2 separate regions of the Homo sapiens genome follow, and region 1 is linked to region 2. A link is a contact called in ENCODE Hi-C or POLR2A ChIA-PET data. All regions are on one chromosome and are shown on one strand. The core of a region is the stretch at or near the end of the contact, and the rest is flanking DNA. Distances in the headings are between cores, read along the strand shown. Region 1 has its middle 80 kb from the start of FAM136A. Region 2 holds the start of FAM136A (family with sequence similarity 136 member A).

Region 1 (5,634 bases), core at 1,045-3,544, 79 kb after region 2:
ACTCTGTTTAATCATTTGAGGAATTGCCTGACCGTATGAGGGTTCCAATTTCTCCACATCCTGGCCAACACTTTTTTTTTTTTTTTAAACATAGTCATCCTAGTGGGTGCGAAGTGGTGTTAAGGTTTTTGTTTGCATTTCCCTAATGACTAATGATCTAGAGCATTTATAGATATGCATATTGGCCATTTGCATATCTTCTTTGGAGAAATGGGTATTCAGATTTTTTTGCCCATTTTAATATTGGATAATTAGTCTTTTTACATTGAGTCATAAGTTTTTTAATATAGACAGGGTCTTGCTCTGTTGCCCAGAGCAACATGATTGCAGTGGCATGATTATAGCTCACTGTAACCTCAAACTCCTGGACTCAAGTGATCCTCCTGCTTCAGCCTCCTCAGTAGCTGGGATTACAGGTGTGCACCACCATGCCTGGCTAGCTTTAAAATCTTTTGTAGAGACAGGGTCTCGCTATGTTGCCCAGGCAACATCTCAAACTGCTGGCCTCAAGCAACCCTCCTGCCTGGGCCTCTTAAAACATTGGTATTACAAGCATGAGCCAAGGCTCCTGGCCCCGGGCCCTTACTTTCAGACTTTAGCTCTTACATTTAGATCTTTCCTCCCTTTTGAGTTAATATTTTAAAATTGAGGTATAATTTATGTAACACACTATTAACCAGTTTAAAATGTACAATTCTGTGGTATTTAGTGCATTTATAATGTTGTGAACCACTACCTCTCTCTAGTTTCAAAACTTTTTCACCACCCCAGAAGAACAACCTGTATCCATGAAATAATCTCTATTAGCCCCCTCCACAAATCCCCTGTTAACCACTAGTCTGCTTTCTGTCTTGATGAATTTGCCTATTCTGGCTATTTTATATAAAAGGAATATTCTAGTATGTTACCTTTTGTGCCTGGTTTCTTTCAGTTAGCGTAGTGTTTTAGAGATTCATCCAAGTTACTTCATTGCTTTTTCTATGGCTGAATATTCCATTGTATGTATATAGTGCCATTTGCTGATATATTCATCCATTGACGGACATTTGGGTTGTTTCCACCTTTTTGATATTATAAATAATGCTGCTATAAATATCCGTGTACAAGTTTTTATGTGGGTATATGTTCTCATTCCTCTTGTATGTATGTGTGTATATATATTATATATATATACAAACTTTGTACATATTTATACACACATATATACATTACACACACACACACACACACACACACACACACACGGGAGTGGAATTGATGGGTCATGTGGTAATTCTATATTTAACTTTTAAAGGAACTGCCAAACTGTTTTCTATAGTGGCTGCTTTATTTTACATACCCACCAGTAATGCATGAGAGTTCTAATTCCTCCACATCCTCATCAATACTTATCTTCTGTTTTTTAAAAAAAAGTTATTATAGCCATCCTCATAGGTATTAAGTGGTATGTCATTGCAGTTTTGATTTACATTTCCTAATGACCAATTAATTTTTGCATATGGTGTGAGGGAAGGATCCAACTTCATTGTTTTGCCTGTGTCTACTCAGTGCTGTTTGTTGAAAAGACTCTTCTTTCCCCACATAGCAATCTTGGTACCCCCGTAGAAAATCAGTTGATCATAGATGTATGGGTTTCTTCCTGGGCTGTTAATCTTACTCCATTAATCGACATGTCTATTCCTGTGCTAGTATTACACTGTCTTGATTGCTTTATAGTAACCAGGAACCTCTGTAGTAAGTTTTGAAATCAGGAAGTGTAGTCCTCCTACTTTGTTATTTTTCAGTACTGTTTTGGCTAGTCTGGGTCCCTTGAAACTCCATATGAATTTTACAATCGTTATTGATTCCTACGAAGAAATCAGTTGGGATTCTGATAGGGTTTTTGTTGAACCTGCAGATCAGTTTGGGGAGTTTCACTATCTTATCAGTGTTAAGTCTACTGACCCATAAGCAGGGAATTTTTCCATTTATTTAGACCTTCTTTAATGTCTGAAACAGTTCATTTATAAGGCCCATCCATGTGGTCAACTTTCTGGGACTTACATTTTGAACCTATGAAACATTCAGGGAAAGAAGTTTTGTGGAAGGTGGGGAAGGGTATAATGAATTCTGGCTTGATGCCTCATTCTTGAATTCTCCAGAGGTGATGAGGATCTCCCCTTCTGAGCTGCACCCTTTACAGTAAGTCTTAGTGGCCTTCAGGAGAGGGCTGCTGAGCAGGCTCATGAAACCTACTGGAAGTCCCTGGTCAACTGTCCTGGAGAAGGCAGGGGCCACTTCCTGCCCTGCTAGGGAGACTGATTTCTGGGGTGAGGAAGAATGAATCACGACCCTCTTGGACCCAATCTACCTGCCTATGAGAGGTTGTAGTGAGTCACCCTTACTTGCTAATGACAATGTTTAAATGACTCTGAATGACCTCAGAGGTTTGCCTCTACTCTCCTGAAAGTTCTAATTTATAGAATGATGCCCTCTGGTTTCATAACTGGACAAAATGCATATCAACAGTTGAGAAAGAGTGAGAAAGAGAGAGTGAGAAAGTTGGGGGAGAGAATATACTAAGCCCTCATGAAGTTTCTATAATAACCTATGACATAGAAAACTCCCACCAACTCTTTAGATGTGACTCCATTTTATAAAGAAATCTCTTTCTCTTTTCCTTTTTTCTTTTGCCATTCTCTTCTCTGCTGCAGGAAGTCCTTATCTGTCCCTTGAACGCCCAGTTTCAGTTTTTCCCTCTTGGTGAGGCTCCTCTGGGCAATCCCGTCCACTCATCACTGTCTTTTCTGCATTTCTGGTGTGTGTGGTCAGAGTTTCTACCCAACACTTGCTCACACGCAGTCTGGATTGCTTTCTGATAGTCCCCGGCATTAATCTCCTCTTCCCTGTGCTGTCATCTCCACAAGGGCAGGGCAGGGCTGTGCTGCCGACCTCATCTGCATGCCCTGGGGGATCGAGCTGACACTGGGTGCAGCAGGAAGTGTGGCCCTGGTAGAATGTTCTCACCCATTCCAGTATAGGATTGGGACTTCCTGTCCTCATCCAGGCTGTGGCGGTTACATTTAAACCTTTCCCACACCTGGGTCTCTACCTCAGTTGTTGTCCTAGCAGGTTGGGTTGGTTCATCCTGCCCTGGGCATTCCTAAGGCTATTATAAGTGTGTCAGGTCTGGGTCTTTATCTTGATTAGAATAATAACTTCCTGAATTTGTCCAGTGGGCAGCCTTTCCTTAATGAATGAAAAAAGAACTGGAATGTTACTGCAAATGAGTATCTACCCTGTTCTCTTTCCACAGAACTCTTAGCATTCTGTTGTTATGAAATCTCCTGGATATCTAATTGGATGTATATTACTAGAGTGCTTCTGTATTCTGACATCAAGTTTCATTTTAATTATATGGGAGAAAAACTAATTCTTTTAATTAAACCAACATGGATATTAACTATTATCATTGACTTCTAGCAGATAAATCTTACATGCAAAAAACAGGGCAAATACCTCCTGCACTCCTTGGGTTGCCTGTGGAGCAGCCTCTGGGAACTCAGTCTCAAGGAGATGAAGGGCCCATGGGCATTCCTAGTTCCATGGAGGATGGGGACTAGTGTGGAGCAAACTTGTCAGGATCATTTATTCATTCACTTTTAGTTGTATGTTTGCTAAATCCTTACAAATAAGGTGTAAACCAAAAATAAAATCCTAAGCACCCCCTCGCTACCTACCTGAAACTGAATGGATCCCCTCTGGACCAAGGGGACCCCAGAGAAACCTGAAAAACTGAATTCCTGGTGTATTAGTCAGGGTTCCCTAGAGGGACAGAATATGAGATTATATATATATTATATATATATTATTAAGTATTAACTTACATGATCACAAGTTCCCAAAATAGGCTGTCTGCAAACTTGAGATGCAAGGAGAGCCAGTCCAAGTCTTAAAACTGAAGAACTTGGAGTCCGATGTTTGAGGACAGGAAGTATCCAGCATGGGAGAAAGATGTAGGCTGGGAGGCTAGGCCAGTCTCACACTTTTCACGTTTTTCTGCCTGCTTTATATTTGCTGGCAGCTGATTAGATTGAGCCCACCAGGTTAAAGGTGGGTCTGCCTTCCCCAGGCCATTGACTCAAATGTTAATCTCCTTTGGCAACACCCTCACAGACACACCCAGGATCAATACTTTACATCCTTCAATCAAGTTGACACTCAGTATTAACCATCACACCCAGCCATGATGGGAAGTGATATGGTCTGGCTCTGTGTCCCCACCCAAATCTCACGTGGAATTTTAATCCCCAGGTGTCAGGGGAAGGAGCTGGTGGGAGGTGATTGGGTCATGGGGCATTTTCCCCCATGCTGTTCTTGTGGTAGTGAGTCCTCACGGGATCTGATGGTTTAAAAGCGTGTGGCAGTTACCCCCTTGTTCTCTGTCTCTTGCTGCCATGGAAGACATGCCTTGCTTCCTTTTTGCCTTCCGCTATGATTGTAAGCTTCCTGAGGCCTCCCCAGCCACATGGAACAGTGAGTCCATTAAACTTTTCTTTATAAATTACCCCGTCTCAGGTAGTTCTTTATAGCAGTGTGAAAATGAACTAATACAAGAAGGAAGGACCACCTCATTATACCCCTTCCTTTGGAGTCTATGCGCAATTGACCAGCATTAATATTAAAATACAGATCATAAGACTAACAAAACAGACTCTGGGAATAAGACACCAAATGCCAACCTGACTCTGGTTAGCATCACAGGACAGACAGCAGACCCTGAAGGAAATAAAAATATTTTACCCCAAAATGTATTTCTTTGACATATTTTGAAATGGTCCTGCAAAACTGTCTTTTAGGGGAGGACATTTGTATCTGTAGAGAATCTCCATTAATGCGGACAGGGCTTTCCTGAATTTAGGAGGGATAAACATCTTTTAAGGTCCAAAAAGAGACATTTACCATCTATTCTCTCCAAAGACTGCTACCTATGAGGCTTCATATACCTAACAAGAGCCCTGGTCGTGGCAACCTCCCTTAGCTTAACTCAAGCATTTCTTTCTACTGGCAAGTCTTTAGACAAAGTTCAACTCTTTCAACCAACTGCCAATCAGAAAATCTTTGGATCCATCTGTGACCTGTAAGTCCCTGCTTTGAGATACCCAGCTTTTCCGGGCCGAACCAATATATACCTTAACATGTATTGATTTATGTCTTTGCCTGTAACTTCCATTTCTCTAAAATGTATAAAACCAAACTGTAACCCTATCTTCTCAGCCATAGTTTCTCAAGACCTCTTGAGACTGTTCCCTGGGGCCTGGGTACTCATATTGGCTCAGAACAAACCTCTTTAAATATTTCACAAAATTTGGTTTTCTTCATCAACAAAGAACACAACATTTTCTCTCTGTACATTCAGGCAGTGTTTTTCACACATAGATTTTGGATTTTCAGATTTAAAAATTCCTACATAGCACCTGCCTGGCTTACTGGCCCTATTTAGAATTTATGTGCAGGCTGGGTGCAGTGGCTCATGCCTGTAACCCCAGCACTTTGGGAGGCTGAGGCAGGAGGACTGCTTGAGCCCAGGAGTTGGAGACCAGCCTGGGCAACACAGTTGTAGAGACCCCATCTCTACAAAAAAATAAAAAAAAT
Region 2 (5,231 bases), core at 1,649-4,148:
AGATGTGTCACATTATGTATAAGTTTCCATGTGGATGGAACCTCAGGCTATGAAAGGCTGGCTTGGAAGTAGGCTTGCTTCCCCCAGGTTCCAGAAAAATATACTTAGAAGATGGGAGTAAAATGAAGTTGTGGATACTCTTTGCTCCAGAGAGGGAAACAGGGAGCTCTTTTGGTAACCTCAGAGGGGCTTGTGAGCCAGGAATCAGTGAGTCAACAGTAATAATGATTCACATAAATGACTGCTCCTTAGTGACAGAGGGGCTGCCCTCTGGGTATAGCAACTAGGGGCAGTCCTGGGTGGGTGTATAAGTCCACAAAATGGTGGAAGGGTGTTCCTCGAATCTGTACCTTTTCAAGGCTATCCTACCTTTCTAGAGATTCTGCTGTTTTAAAAATAATATATGTTTTAGGAAACTTTATTTTTTTATTTTTATTTTATTTATTTTTTGAGACGGAGTCTCGCTCTGTCACCCAGGCTGGAGTGCAGTGACGTGATCTTGGCTCACTGCAAGCTCTGCCTCCCGGATTCACGCCATTCTCCTGCCTCAGCTTCCCGAGTAGCTGGGACTACAGGCGCCCACCACCACACCTGGCCAATTTTTTGTATTTTTAGTAGAGACGGGGTTTCACTGTGTTAGCCAGGATGGTCTGGATCTCCTGACCTCGTGATCTGCCTGCCTCGGCCTCCCAAAGTGCTGGGATTACAGGTGTGAGCCACCGTGCCTGAACATTATTTATTTTTTTTTGAGACGGAGTTTCGCTCTTGTTGTCCAGGCTGGAGCGCAATGGCATGCGATCTTGGCTCACTGCAACCTGCGCCTTCCAGTTTCAAGCGATTCTCCTGCCTCAGCCTCCCGAGTAGCTGGGATTACAGGCACCTGCCACCATGCCCAGATAATTTCTGTATTTTTAGTAGAGATGGGGTTTCACCATGTTGGCCAGGACGGTCTCAAACTCCTGACCTCGTGATCCACCCGCCTCGGCCTCCCAAAATGTTGGGATTACAGGCGCGAGCTACGCGTCCAGCCAGGAAACTTTATACTACACAGTATACATTCTGTATTTGGTGGTTATGTCAAAAGGAACAAACAAACGCCTCCTCCCCAACAAACTGCATAAGGGCTCTTGGTCATGAACTCCCCTGGTAACTCCCCATTACATCATTTCTTTTTTTTTGAGACAGAGTCTCGCTCTGTTGCCAGGCTGAAGTGCAGTGGCGCGATCTTGGCTCACTGCAACTACACCTCCTGGGTTCAAGAGATTCCCCTGCCTCAGCCTCCCTAGTATCTGGGACTACAGGTGCGTGCCACCACGCCTGGCTAATTTTTTGTATTTTAGTAGAGACGGGGTTTCACCATGTTGGCCAGGATGGTCTTGATCTCCTGCTCTCATGATCCACCTGCCTCAGCCTCCTAAAGTGCTGGGATTACAGGCATGAGCCTCCGCGCTCGGCCTACATCATTTCTATAGGAAATGATGTTCAACTTAAGGCACTCGACCGCCAAGACTTTTTCCAAAATTTCAAACCCTGTGAAAACTGGTTGGCCATCAGTATCACAACTGTTAACAGAACCAAGACACTAAAGCCAAGAGTTTTGAACAAATGCTTGTCATCTCCTGCAAAAGTCTGTATCAAGGACTACAGTGCTCTGTCTAGGATATTTCTCACCTGGAACTTCTCCAGCTCACTGGTGACCAAAGCCTGGGCTTGAGCCAGAGGCACATGGCAGCGCTCGATGCACTGGTGCACCTGCTTCATGGAGGCCTGGCTGTCCTCACAACAGCTGGCGCTGCACCGGAACATGAGACCCTGGGGAGAAAGGGCAGAGAGGTTAGGTAGGAAAGTCTCTGGGGACAGAGATGACTATGGAGCACTACAGGAGTTAGAAGGCCACGTGGATATTTGCACCTCTCTCTCCACCTTCTGCTTTCACCTTCCCTGAGAATAGACACCAGGACCTTAAAACCACCACTGGGGAAAATTATCCTCAATGTCTAGTGTAGTGTTTCATGGTGTCCTTGCTGCTAGCTCATCGGCACCTGTTGCACCGATGGTTGGGTGAACAGAGGTTCGCCCGAGTGGGTGAGGGTAGGGTGGTCTGACGAAGCCAAATTCTGAAAACCAGGAGCCTCTTCCATGGGGTTCAGAGGTCAGCAACCTAGCAATACAAATTCCACCAGAGGGCAGCCGACCCACTAATCAATGACTCAAGGGGCACTATCTGGGAAACGCATACTCCGTGAGAGAAGCAGGACCGAAACACACAGAGGCATTGCGGGGCTCAGAGAAGAACAGTGTAGAAACCCGCGCTGTGTGAAGCGAGGTTGGGCGCAAGAGAAGCAGGCATGACCTGGCCAACGGGGAGGCCGGAAGTCCTCGCCTTTCTGGTCTTTCACGTTGGCAGCGCCTCTGCTGGGCCTCGGGCCGCTCACCTGCGGAAGGGGCCGCGTAAGAGGGGAAGGTGGTGGGGCGAGCGCCTGCCACCAGGGGCTTCCCACCTGCCGCCGAGGACGCTCCTGCCCCGGGCTGGAAGGGGCGGAAAACAGCCTCGCGCACGGCAAGGGCACACGGATTTCATCCGATCCGCCAAAGCTTCCGAAGTCCTGTCCGAGGCCGCCCCGGCGACCCCAGGGCCGCCCACACCCGGTCTGCGGGGACGCGGCTGCAGTGCAAGGCGTCGCGTGGTGGCTGAGGGAAGGGCCCGGAACCCACCCGCTGAGAAGGGGGTCCTGGTTCGGCCCCAGCCCCGCTACCTGCATCTTCCGGATGTTCTCTCTTTCCAGACTCTTCACCATGGACTCCACCGCCTCCTGCACCCGGAGCTGCTGCAGCTCAGCCATGGCGACCCCGCGCTGCCCCGCGGCGCTCCGCGCCGGCGCCCATATGGAATCGGCGTACGGGCCCGCCCCCTCACCGCCCTTCGCCGCCCTTCGCCGCCTGCCCTTCCAGGGCCCACGCCCCCCCCTGGCGGCCGAACGGAGCCACTGCATGCTGGTGTCCGCGAGCCCACCGCCCTCCTCCCGCTTGGGAACCGGTCACTGGGACACCTGCCCTGCGGCTGCTGCCTGCCTTTCCTCCTCCCTCCCATGTCCCTCCCTTTACATTCTTTAAAATTATTTAATGTAATTTACATACAGATAAATGCCCAGATCTTAGGCGTGCTGCTTGATGAGTTTTAACAAACCCTGTCCGCCGGGCGCAGTGGCTTACGCCTGTAATCCCAGCACTTTGGGAGGCCGTGGGCAGGTGGATGACCTGAGCTCAGGAATTTGAGACCAGCCTGGCCAACCTGGCGAAACCCCGTCCCTACTAAAAATACAAAAATTAGCCGGGTGTGGTGGCACATGCCTGTAGTCCCAGCTATTTGGGAGGCTGAGGCAGGAGAATTGCTTGAACCCGGGAGGGAGAGGTTGCAGTGAGCCGAAATCACGCCATTGCACTCCAGCCTGGACGACAGAGTGAGACTCTGTCTCTAAACAACAATAAAAACCCAAACTCTGTCTTGTCCCAATCTCCGTCCTTTCTACCCCATCTCCCCACCCCTGCCCTAACTGGTCTGCTTCTGTCACTGTAGATTACATTTTCTCTTTCTAGAATGTCATATGTATGTTATTATCCAATAAGTACTCCTTTTCTGTCTGGCTTTTTTAGCATATTGCTGAAAAATACTTAGCCTAATGCTTTCGAGATTGAGCTGTGTTGTTGGTTCTTTTTTGCTGCTGAGTAGTATTCTATTGAATGGACATACCACATTTGTCGTTGTTGTTTTTTGAGACAGGGTCTTACTCTGTCACCCAGGCTGGAGTGCAGTGATGTGGTCTCGGCTCATGCAGCCTCCACCTCCCTGGTTCAAGTGATTCTCATGCCTCAGCCTCCCGAGTAGCTGGGATTACAGGCATGTGCCACCACGTCTGGCTAATTTTTTTTTTTTTTTTGTAGACACGGGGTTTCACCATGTTAGCCAAGCTGGTCTCCAACTCCTGAGCTCAAGGGATCCACACACCTCGGCCTCCCAAAGTGCTGAGATTGCAGGCATGAGGCATCGGTCCCGGCCCACATTTGTTGATCCATTCCCCTGCTGATGGGTGTTTGGGTCTTTTCCACTTAGTAGCTATTATGAATAAAGTGGTGACTATGAACATCCTTGACCATTTTTTTTTTCTTTTGGAGATGGGATCTTGCTATGTTGTCCAGGCTGGTCTCAAACTCCAGGCCTCAAGCTATCCTCCTGCCTCTGCCTATCAAAGGGATTACGGGTATGCACCACCACCCAGTCCTGGACCAAGTCTTTTGTAGACACAGATTTTCTTTTCTTTTGGGTAAATATCTAGAAATGGGATTGTTGGATCACAGGGTAGATGTATGTTTATGCATTTATTTCTCATAAAAAATGAACTTCAGAGACAAAGCAGGGGCTACAGATCATCAATGAAGCAGTCATCAATGAAGCACTTACATGCCAGCAACATGAAACTGTTTCTGAATTCCTGGAGCAGTTTTTTTTTTGGAATGCCTCACTGTCCCACCCATAACAGTACTGTCGTGTGCATTCATTTATCGAATACATTAGCTAGGGGTGCGGGTCCAGAGGGGAGTGTCAGTGGAGAAGGGAAACACACTCCGTGGAGAAGGGGAAGGGGCAGTGTTGGAAGAGGTGTGCTGGAGGAGGTGGTCCAGGCTGGCAAGGAGGGAGTGAGCCATCCGGGTTCCTCAGGAAAGTTTTCTTAGAGGAGATAAGGCTTGAATTGAGGCTTTGAATTGAATTGAAATGAGTGGGTGTTTGCTTGGCATATGGGGCTGAAGAGAAAGCCATGTCAGGCATGGGGGTGCAAGGTGGGGGTGGGGGAGGAACAAAGGAATGGGGCCGTCATTAGAATTTAACGATTTTCTGCCATTGGGCGCTAGATGGCAGGAGAACTCTAGTTTAGGGCAGTGGGGAGTTTGACTCAACCCAAGCTTCTTTGAAGAAAGCTATGTTTTGATTGGGCACGGTGGCTCACGCCTGTAATCCCAGCACTTTGGGGAGCTGAGGCAGGTGGATCACCTGAGGTCAGGAGTTCAGGAGTTTGAGACCAGCCTGGCCAACATGGTGAAACCCCATCTCTACTAAAAGCACAAAAATTAGCCGGGCGTGGTGGCAGGCACTTGTAGTCTTGGCTACTTTGGGAGGCTGAGACAGGAGAATCGCTTGAATCCGGGAGGTAGAGGTTGCAGCGAGCTGAGATCAC

What was found. A loop is a pair of places that touch in the nucleus more often than their neighbours do. ChIA-PET counts read pairs that join two places held with the same protein, here RNA polymerase II (POLR2A).
Region 1: a map of PC-9 shows a loop between it and region 2 (12-fold over the local background). The contact joins the enhancer-like site here to the promoter of FAM136A in region 2. A Hi-C loop is called at or near these places in 1 of 168 maps with a recorded cell type or tissue (PC-9). POLR2A ChIA-PET finds 5 or more read pairs at or near these places in 1 of 52 experiments (H1).

Annotation. Positions count from the first base shown.
Region 1 is chr2:70,379,102-70,384,735 of GRCh38, forward strand. No RefSeq gene overlaps it. Among named protein-coding and RNA genes, the nearest start is that of FAM136A, 80 kb to the left of the region's middle. Within about 2 kb of position 2,295, at least 3 of the 41 ENCODE cell types and tissues checked have a DNase peak (open chromatin) inside an H3K27ac peak, as active enhancers do; they include PC-9, where a contact is called at or near this core.
Region 2 is chr2:70,299,169-70,304,399 of GRCh38, forward strand. FAM136A (family with sequence similarity 136 member A) reads right to left here and starts at 2,899. Exons shown (of 3, transcript NM_001329752.2): 1 at 2,436-2,899; 2 at 1,672-1,812. The coding sequence starts at 2,843. RefSeq lists enhancers at 1,235-2,184, 2,185-3,133 and silencers at 2,819-3,088, 4,892-5,021.